2 separate regions of the Homo sapiens genome follow, and region 1 is linked to region 2. A link is a contact called in ENCODE Hi-C data. All regions are on one chromosome and are shown on one strand. The core of a region is the stretch at or near the end of the contact, and the rest is flanking DNA. Distances in the headings are between cores, read along the strand shown.

Evidence for each region. Hi-C counts contacts between places; a loop is a spot of excess contacts on that map. Pooled maps may share reads with other maps.
Region 1: a map of CD8-positive, alpha-beta T cell shows a loop between it and region 2 (17-fold over the local background). The contact joins the promoter of TMEM135 here to the promoter of SLC36A4 in region 2. A Hi-C loop is called at or near these places in 3 of 168 maps with a recorded cell type or tissue (B cell, CD8-positive, alpha-beta T cell and naive thymus-derived CD4-positive, alpha-beta T cell) and 7 of 50 pooled maps.

Annotation. Positions count from the first base shown.
Region 1 is chr11:87,035,505-87,041,173 of GRCh38, reverse strand. TMEM135 (transmembrane protein 135) reads right to left here and starts at 3,240. Exons shown (of 15, transcript NM_022918.4): 1 at 2,988-3,240. The coding sequence starts at 3,128. LOC105369422 (a long non-coding RNA gene) reads left to right here and starts at 3,379. Exons shown (of 5, transcript XR_007062827.1): 1 at 3,379-3,550. RefSeq lists a silencer at 3,219-3,608 and an enhancer at 3,265-3,765.
Region 2 is chr11:93,195,565-93,200,935 of GRCh38, reverse strand. SLC36A4 (solute carrier family 36 member 4) reads left to right here and starts at 2,945. Exons shown (of 11, transcript NM_152313.4): 1 at 2,945-3,158. The coding sequence starts at 3,104. RefSeq lists a silencer at 2,804-3,183.

The DNA.
Region 1 (5,669 bases), core at 1,991-4,490, 6.2 Mb after region 2:
GTGTAAGGGTTAAAAAAGATAAAATACGTAAAGGACTAAGCACATAATAAATGTAAGTTGTTATCGCTCACAACTCCTGTACGCAAACGTTCTGTTATAGACAATGTATTCATTGCTTCTCTTACAAAACCACTTAGTTTTCTGCCTCAGTTTACATTATCCTCCCTCCTCTCCATTAAGAATAGGTATGCTATAAATGTCTACTGCATGAATAAATGTCTGTATAGCCTTACCCTCAAGGCACAAGTCAAGGGCCACCTACTTCAAGAGGCCTTCCCTACCCACCTTCCATGAACTTCACTCTTAAGTGCCACCGGAGAAGGGAGGAAGAAAAATATGCGTAACTATTCAAAACCTATGATAAACTAGAAAATATGTGATACATCATCAATGCATGATTTCATTTAATTCTCAAAAAGAAAGATAAAGTAACATATACAAAGTCAAATAGCTGGTAAATGATAGAGCTGAGATTCAAATCCTGATACCCTGATCCCTTTTTTTTTTTTTTGTGATGGAGTTTTGCTCTTGTTTCCCAGGCTGGAGTGCAATGGCATGATCTCAGCTCACTACAACCTCCACCTCCCAGGTTCAAGTGATTTTCCTGCCTCAGCCTCCCGAGTAGCTGGGATTACAGGCATGTGCCACCACGCCCAGCTAATTTTATATTTTTCGTAGAGATGGGGTTTCACCATGTTGGTCAAGCTGGCTGGTCTCGAACGCCTGACCTCAGGTGATCCACACACCTCGGCCTCCCAAAGAGCTGGGATTATGGGCGTGAGCCACTGCACCTGGCCTGATCACTTTTTAAAGTCCAATTTCTTTCCACCACACCACCTTGCATCTTAGTACATGGGGGTATACATTTAATCAACTATCCAACACTCACAAAGAGAACAGCTATATGCTCCAAGTAGCCCCACCCATACCTACATGGATAACTGAAACAAAACTGTCATGAAATAATGCTTACCCTTAGTATGCGCAATATGTCCTAACATTTTTTATTTTCTTCCATTTCACTAATATAAAATAAAATGCTATTCAGTTCCCACTAATTTTATTTCACAACTACCGAGGAGTAGCAACCAAAATTTTCAAATACACAGATGTAAGGGTACAAGGCCACATGAGATGGAAAATTTATCCTCAATAAGTACTTAATCTTGTTGGAGATATAGTAGTAAAACACAACTCTTTTCCTGAACACCCCCAACCTACCTTGTTGGAGTAGGAGAACCTATGTTTCTATTGCTACCCTGAATGTCCCTATCATAGACTATAATCCATAAATTGTCTAGGCTATTGATATAACAAGTATCAGGCATTCAACAAATATTTGTTAAGTGAATGAATTAATGAATGAAAAGTGCTATGGATTTTCAGAGGGAGAAGTAGATAGCATAAACTCTCTTTCCACCTATATCATAATCCTCTCACAGCAGGAACAATCTTTTCTATAGTTGTATATCAAGAGCTCAATAATGTTTGTAGATGTTTTATTTTTTACAAATCTGAGCCTTATGCAGTGAGCCGTGATTGCGCCACTGCACTCCAGCCAGAATGGCAATACAACAAGGCCCTGTATCCAAAAATAAAAAGAAAAATTCTGAGACATAGACTGGCCACAGTGAATGTGGAAAAGCAGATAAACATGAATCTTTGCCAAAGAAAATCAAGGAAAAAATTTCCAGCTCCAATAACAATTACTGGCCTCTACTCTAGATCTTTATTATTCAAAGTGCAGCCCCCACCATCAGCATTACCACGAGTTTGTTAGGAAAGCAGAGGTTCAGGCCCCACCAGGACCTAATGAATTAGAACCCCCATTTTAACATAATCCTCAGAGGATTCCTAACATACATGAAAATGTGAGAAGCATCAGTCTATACAATAAAAATGAAATGGGTGCCTGCAACCTCAAACAAAGTCATCACCTTCTCCTGTGTTATCTCTGAAATACATAATCAGACTTTTCAAGAAGTACTACAGATACAGCCATGACACACTTTCAGGAACATTAGGGTATAAATCTAAATTACTTCAATGAGAAATAATAATTGATCATCTGCTGAATATTGAAACTTTTAGAAGACATACAAAAAATATGATCTGTCTTCTTAGGACACAAACTGTAAGGCAAGAAAATGAGACAATGCACTTCAATGGCCAAAGTAATAATAAATCTTTAATATCAAGGATAAGATTATTGAAAAAAAGATTTTGCGGAGAACATTTAAGAGCATCTTTAATAGTCCTCAGTGTTACATATACATACTGCCAAATATTCCCTATTAATTGCCCTGTATGTAAAGTTGTGTAACAGAAGGTCCTAGGTGACACAAAGTCAGATGTCCTAACCAAGTTCACTGACTGAAAGACTGGCATCACCCTTTAAATCACCACACACAATCTCAACCCAGGAGTCTGTTCTGTGAACTTGCAAAAACACTTGCAAAACCCCCAAATCACAATCCTGTCATCTCAAAACTGAGTCAAGATCTGAGGCCACAGGGACTTAGGGCCAAATATGCCTTCTTCATTAAAAAAAAAAAAAAAAAAAAGCAAAATAAAACAGGGGAAACTAGATGAGGAAAGATTGCAGGTCCTTCTCATAGCCTCGCTGACCTACAAATACCTCTCCATCACAAGGCAGGCCAGAGGAAAATAAGGCTGGTCTTTGAATTAACGTTTTTAAGTGTCCTAAACTTAATTCTAAAAGTTGGGAGCCATCCTCTTCCTAGCAACAGGCATTCAGATGACAGCTCAATCTCTAATTCCCCTCCTCCTTCTCCCTTGCAGGAATTGGTATATCCTTCCCTTGCGACCTCCCCCTTCCCCCTACCGACCCCCCAAAACACTCCGACCCCTCCAAAAGAGAGCCCGACACAAGGCAAGTCCCCCAGAGCCCCTCGGGAGCACCAACTGCAGCCCCCGGCCCATCTTCCAGACTAAACTCGCCCTGCGGGACGGGTGACGGGTCTCACCAAGTACAGAGGAGCATAGATCTTCAGGGACTCCTCCAGGGCGCCCCCGGTGATCTGCAGGAAGGAGACCCGGCAGGAAGGGTGCCAAGTGTGGCCGATCTCATAGCAGTTATGAGGGATGGACTTGCTGAGGGCCGCCATGACGAGGAACAGCGCGGAGAAGACAGGAGGGGGAGAGCCTGAGCCCTGCAGGGAGGGGCGCGAGAGCCCAGCCGCCAGCCTCTCGCCCGGCCAGCACTCGGAGGTGCGGAATGGAGGGGAAAGGTCACGAGAGCGGGGTTACTCTGGGCCAAAGTCCTCGGATGTTGAGCGCTCGGCGTATCGCAGCTCAAGGGGGCGGGACGCGCACCGGGGAGGCGGGGAGAGGCGGCGCGTGCGCGCTCCCTCAAGAGGGCATCCGCTGGGGCGCGTTCCCGCGCGGCGGCGCGGCTGGGTGAGCGGAGGCAGAGAGGATCTTCGCACCCAGAGCCGAGGCTGTACGCGAGGGAGCGCAGCTCGGGGACGAGCCGCCTCCCCACCCCCGCGACGCCGTGCCCGGCTCCGGGGCGCAAGCGCTATGGCAGGTGCGCAGTAGGGGGTGGCTTGGGTCAAATTGTACTTCAGCTTCCAACTGCAAGCCAAGTAGAGCGGAGGGTAGTGGAAGAAAGGGATTAAATGTCTTTGTTGGGAGCTGGTGGAGGAAGAGGGTTGCCAGAGGAATGCCTGGGACAAACGTCCTCCCCAGCACCGGGAGCTTGCCTTCCCGAGAGTCCCAGGTAATAAACAGCTAGGGCTGCCTGCTAGTTGCAACTAACTACCCCCAAGTGCTGGGCTTTCCAAGCTCTGTGATACCTGCGAAGGCTTGAAAAGTCTCAGCTATGTTCATACCCCGACCGTGTGTGGGGAAGGGCAATAGGTCATCCTGTCCAAACCTTAGGCCACGGAGCAATCCTGTCTACAGCATCTTTGATAGGTGCTTATCAACCAAACAGCACACACAGTAGAGGCGGCAGTCGTGTGTTAGAACTCAGACCTGGCTAGGGAACTTGGCCAACAATTAGCAAGACAAGGGTCCTGTGTTGCTTGAGTCATATAACCCCTCTGTCAATCTCCTCACATGTAACAAACCTGCCAGTTTCTTTGGATTTCTAAATTCCATAGTCTCTTAAAGCAGAAACGAACTACCTTTAGAAGAATTCCATTCGAATCTTCTAGTCTTCATTCATTCATCTACAAATATTTACTGAGTCATTACTATTTACCAGGCACTGTGCTAAGGAAACAAACAGAAACAAGAGAGACAAGATTTTTATTTTCACGAAGCTAGTATTCTAGAGGGAGAAGACAGAAAATAACAAAGAAAACTGAACAAGATAATATCAGATAGGTGTAGTTGTTTGAAGAAAATAAAAGAGAAATACTCAGATGAAAAGTCCAAAACAACAATGGCAAAAAGATAAAAGTATCTTTCTCTCAGGTAAAGGTAGGCAGTCCTAGAATAAAATGGTGGCTCCATAACGATTAGGGATCCCAGCCTCTTTGTGACAGTTTGCTATGCCATCTGCTACCTGTGATTTCCACCCTAACTTAGAAAATAACATGACATCAACATGCTAGCCAGGAAGACCAGCAAAAGGGGAAGAGAGGCCGGGCGCGGTGGCTCACACCTGTAATCCTAGTACTTTGAGAGGCTGAGGCGGGTGGATCACTTGAGGTCAGGAGTTTGAGACCAGCCTGGCCAACATGGTGAAACCCTGTCTCTACTAAAAATACAAAAATTTGCCAGAAATGGTGACACGCTCCTGTAATCGTAGCTACTCAGGGACTGAGGCAGGAGAATCGCTTGAACTCAGGAGGCAGAGGTTGCAGTGGGCCAAGATCACACCACTGTTGCCTTGGCAACAGAGAGAGACTCTATCTCAAAAAAAAAAAAAAAAAAAAAACGGGGGGGCGGGGGCGGGGAGAAAAGGGCATACTTCCTGTTTTTAAAAAAACTTCCCAGAAGATCCATACAAACTACTACAACTTACGTTCCTTGGACAAAGCTTAATCACATGGCCACACTTCATTGCAAGAGAGGATGGTGAATACAATCTTTTTTAATTAATGGGACAAATGCCCAGCTAACATTTGAGGTTTTATTACTGAGCAAAATGGAAAAAACAGATATTAGAGGCAACTAGCAGTGTCTGCCATAGTTCTATGTCTCTGGCTACCCAAATATCCGGGCACACCATTCTTTCTACAGATAGACATACCTTCCCTTTTCCAAGGGAGACAACCTAAAATTCCATGCAGTTGCTGAATCCTAGCCAAAGTCCAGAATATTCCTCAGGACCAGATGCAGATCTCATGATAAAGTTATCATCCGCCTCAACACATCCAATATACAATGGTAGAATAGGAACAAGATAATCACAATTTTTTTCAAATCTCCAATTCAGAAACTAAGAAGATCAAAAACACAGCATAAACTTATCCAAAAAATTACAGAAATAGCAGTGCAGGCTTATTTTTTTTCAATAATCCATTCCTGAATATCTGTGATCCTTTCACAAGAAAATGCTGAATAGGAACTTAGTTTTAAATGGGAAAAAATAAAATGCATTACATATCAACCAAAAAATTCTTAACAAGTATTTAAAACATAGTATCAAATATTAACAAAAAATGATCATGTTAAGATGTACAATACTATACAAA
Region 2 (5,371 bases), core at 1,696-4,195:
TTCCCTAGGAAATGTTTAAAACTGAAACCGAGAAAAAGAGACCAGTATGTTTCTGATCATTCAAACTCTAAGATAAAAGAATTGAGAGCTTTTAGGAAACATGTTTCCTACCAGGTGAACCTGAGAAGCAGAGGAGTTCTGCAGTGGAAACCTGCACAGACACACAAGCAGATGCACAGAGAAAAGCGATCACTGAAGAAGAGAGTCTCAGAGGCATAAGAATCAGTTGTCCTGAGCCCAGTCTCATCTCTGTTCTAGCAATCTCAGTGTCCTCATTAAATTCCTCTTTTGGCTTAAGCTAGTTTGAATTGTCCTCTGTATTGCAATTAAAAAAAAAAAACTATAGCTAATATGCTCACTTTATTTGATGCTTCCTGTGAATCAGGCAATGTGTTAATGCTTTATATATTTTATCTCATTAAATCTTCACAACTTGTAAGGTTGGTGACATTATTTTTCACATAAGAAAACTTTAGAGATCTAACTATTATATAATAGACAACTCTATCTAGATGTTCCACAGGTGTCTAAAACAGAACCATTTCTCCATCTGTAAAAGAGGAAAGGCTAGATTCACTGCTGGAAATGCTCTTCCCTCTACACACACCAAGCCAACTCCTTCTTACCTTCATGTGTCAGCTTAAGTGTCTTCAGATAAGACTATCCCACCTTCTCAATCTAAAGTAGGTTCCGTGGTGGTACCCTGTTATTTTCCTAACCAACAATTGTAATGACATATTTAGTATTTTGTTTTGTTCTGTTCTGTCACATGCTATATACTATGAACTCCATGACAGTAGGGACCATACCAACATTATTTGCCCTTCTAGCCCCAGCATCTAGCATACTTCCTGATATATGGAAGGTGCTCCGTAAAATGTGCTTGAATACATTAAAGACTTCTAAATGTTTCCTTTCATATACCTATGAGGCTATATTCAGTAACTTTCAACAACTGTTCATTGAGTGACTGGTATTTGTAAGTCACTGTGCTAGGCCTGTTTGGACAAAGACAAATACAGTTAATTCCTCAACAGGCCTAGCACAGTGCCTTGCACATAATAGTATACAGCATAGTATAAAGCCCAGAAAGAGGAATAATTATAAGTGGAGAAGTGTTGTAACAGAGATACGAACAAAGTGCTGCAGTTGCAAAGAAGGAAGTAGTTAAGATGTGATGCAAGAAGTTAAAGTCAGGAAAAGAAATGAATTTCCAGGGTTCAAATTGTCACATTCTGTATAATGTCTCTATTTTGATACAGCTGTACTTTATATCTGCTTCTAATTTATAAGACCTGGAGTAGAAGTCCTAGTAAATATGTTCTCAAGTAGAGATGCATGAAAAACATATTTCTCTTGAATCTTATGATCATTGTTATCACTTGCTTTATCTCCACATCACTGTAAAGACATTGGGCCTCCTACCTCAGCCCAACCCTCTTCAAAAGATTTCAGGCCTATACTACAAGTCAAACTTTTCTTCCTTCCATATTGCCAGATCTGCTTTCCCTGAAGCTGAGATTAGGGGACAATGACTTTTGATCCCTTTTAACTCTCAAAGGATAATGTTCTTTTAAGATGCTGTCCCACATGTTCTCATTATAATGAGTGGTTTATGGAAAATTACCTTGGTCCTATAATTTCTGTCTGATGCCTATCTTCTCTCCTGCTGATCTTTAACCAGGTGATCCACCCCAACACAGGTTAGGGAACATTGCTCTAGCTATGTTCCAGAATAGATTTCTTCTTCTTCTTCTTTTTTAAAAAAAATCTCCTTTACCCCTTTATTTGTCAGGAACACTTCAAATAAAACCTTCTTTTGGGATTTGCATGTGTATGTATGTGAACAAATTGGGTTCACTTAAAGGAAAAGAAAGGGGGTTGGCAAACTGTCATTATCACTAGTTATCTAGTGAAAGCCTACAGAGGATGCAACAGGAGGAAAGATGTAGATAGTATGTAACTGCGTACCTTTTTAATCTCAGAATTTTAAATATTTAACACCATTGCCATATAGTTACATCAGTGACTGTTAATCAGACCCACTCCCCCCCAAAAAAACCCTTTCCTAAAGCAACCCCACTGAATGAAACGGACACAAATAAAAAGGATTGTCTGGTGTACTGACTTCCAAGAACTATGAAGTGAAAAAAAAAAGAAAGCGATTTTAAAATTAAAATAAATATTTTCCTTTTAAACCAAAAGCTTGCTTCATCCATTGATTCATCGAATATTCATTGGTACCCATCTGGGAGGCCAGCTTTGCATATTTTTCGAGAGCTCCAGCTCTGAAGGCAGAAGGATTCTACTTCTGCCATGTACAAGCTTCCTGTCCCCAGACACGTTACTTACCTCCGTGCCTTAATCCCTTCATCTTTAGCGTTAATGTAAATATTAGAATTATCTCACAAATTGTAGTCAGAATTAAAGATAATGTATGTATGGTGCTTAGGAGTACTTGAAACTACATCAGTACACTTAGTCTTTACCTTAATTTTCTTTCAGCACCACGGTCAACGTCAAATATCTGGAAGGACATTGAAATATCCTGAAAGTGAAATTGTATATGACTTAATTAAATTCTATTTAAGTGTCTCCTGTAACTCTAACTATAGAAACAGGGAGACGAATAACCAGAGTAGTCAGAACCTCAGCATGGGTAGGGGACAAATCCCGTCCTTCTTCGCATTCTCCAAGGTGACTTACAGAACGCTAACGCCTTGCATACGGACAGGCGCCCCAAATTTAAGTTCGCCGTCATCTTTAAAACCCCCAGGGAGCTATGGGCCCGGGTCTCGGCTAGCTCTAAGGTCCCACCCTCGCTGATCTCAGGTTACCCAACCCTCCTCTCGGGTTACCCAACCCGGCCTCGCAGCAGTCCTCGGGTCTTCGGCCCCTCCCGCCCCTCGCCGGCGGTGCCCGCCGAGCCGGGCTGTCCCACTGCGCATGCTCCTCGCCGCGCGGTTGGGGAGCGCCGGGGCAGGGAGGCGGGCACCAGGCGCGGGTCCCTCCGGGCAGGGGAGGTAGGCCTGGGCCTGACGCCGGCCACGCAGCGGCGGGAGAGTGAGCACTCGGGCGGCGGCGTCCTGGAGACCCGCGAGAGATGGAAGCGGCGGCGACGCCGGCGGCTGCCGGGGCGGCGAGGCGCGAGGAGCTAGGTCGGTGTTGTGCGTGGGCAGGGAGCCGGGGCTGACGTGGGCGGGGGTCTGTGCGGGAGTCGGGTGCGCCCACACCTCCAGGGGCCCCGCGCTTGGCCTGAGTTGAGGCCCGATTGCTAACTGACCCCGTGGTCAGCATCCGCAAAGGAACCGGTTATCTGACCCCGAGAACTTGGTCAGACGAAGCCCAGGCCTGAATAGGGCGTTAAAATATGTGTGTGTGTGTTTGCGCGCGCGCGTGTGGGTGAGTGTGTGTGTTGAGTGGGGCGGGGCCCTGTGGGTACACGTCAAAGACGCAAGAGCCTGCGCCGTGACTCACGGTTTTTTTCCCAATGATGCTTTAAGGAAGTTATCATTGTTCTGCTTTTCAAATGCTGCAGCCCCATTCGGAATCTCCAGATGAATCCTCATTTTACTCCTTGTTATCCCAGAGTTTCGAACAGGTCGTGCTGACCAGAATGAACAGGAGATACCTGTAGCTTGCTCACTTGGCAAAGTTTGTTTGTTTTTTGCTGCTTTCCTCCCATCTTGTTTCTTGGCGACAGGGCGTGTTTGTTTACGGTTTCCCGCTGTCCAAAATAAAAAAGTAAGGATCAGGGTGGTAAAATGATCGCTCTCCCAGTTATACGTACTGTACTTGGGAGTATTTTTCATTCGATGCTGATTAAATGTAATTAAAAAATTAAATCTAAATGGAATCTTCAAGAAAACCGTTGAACTTTAAAAAATACCGTATTATAAGTAACTGATAGGTTGTTGTTATTCCTCTAATAGCCTGCAGGGCACTTTGCAATGGAATTGTTTTCAGGCCGTAATAATGGTAGAAACAATAAACTTAACATTTTATTGCGTGCTTACTGTGTGCAAACACTGTGCTAAGTGCTTTACCTATGCATTGTCTTTAATCCTCACAGCAACTGAGATAGGTGCTATCATGATTTCCATTTTATAGATACAGTAATTTTAAGCTTATTAATGGCAGAACCCAAATGTGAACTCAGGTTTCATTCATTAATAACCTGTCTTAGTGAGGATATGGAGAAATGGGTATTCTCATGCATTGCTGGCAGGAAAGGGATAATATATTTAGCCTTAAAAATGTACATATCGGCCTGGCGCGGTGGCTCACGCCTGTAATCCCAGCACTTTGGGAGGCTGAGGCGGCCGGATCATCACAAGGTCAGGAGATGGAGACCATCCTGGCTAACACGGTGAAACCCCGTCTCTACTAAAAACACAAAAAATTAGCCGGGCGTGGTGGCGGGCGCCTGTAGTCCCAGCTACTCGGGTGGCTGAGGCAGGAGAATGGCGTGAACCCGGGAGGCGGAGCTTGCCGTGAGCCGAGATCGTGCCACTGCACTCCAGCCTGGGCAACAGAGCGAGACTCTGTCTCAAAAAAAAAAAGTGCTTATCGTTTGACCCAGCAATTCTCCTTCAGAATATTTCCCGAGGAAATAAGTAATGTAACCCATACTTATATCAAGAGGTTTTCATTATAGTATATAGAGAAAAGCTGTTAACTAAAGTACAATGAAAGGAAATTGGTTAAATTGTGGTATAGTTTTACATTGCCTACCATTAAAAGTGATGTGGAAAGATGTTCAGCATGTACATTTTCTTTAACTGAAAAAAAGTTTCAAATTATTTCAGTTTTTTTAAGTTTTATATTTTCATTAATTCAACACATATTCATTGAGCTTCCCCTAGGCACTTGAGATACATCGTGAGCAAAACAGATAAAAATTCCTGTTCTTAATGGAGCTTGTATTTAGTAATGGGAAGCAGAGAGTAAGCAGTAAAGACAATAACCAGTTAATTATATAGTATGTTAGGTGAAAAGTGCTATGGAAAACAAGAGCAGGGTAAGGGAAATCAGGAATGAGGGTGGGGGCTAGGCAGTTTACAGTATTTTATAAAATGGTTGGGATGGGCCTTATTGAAAAGGTACAATTTGAGTAAAGACCTGGAAGAGGTAAGGAAATTAGCCAAATGGATATCTGGGGAACGACTACTCCAGGCAGAAAGAATAACTAAAGGAATAGCAAGGAGGACAAAGTGGCTGAAGCAGAGTGATGGAGGTGGCGATGGGGCCAAATTATGTAGGGTCTTGTAGGTAATGTAAACTGTGACTTTTACCCTGAGGGAAGGGGAGAACAATGCAGGGTTTGAACAGAGGAGTGTCATGATCTGCCTTGTTTTAAAAGGATTGCATT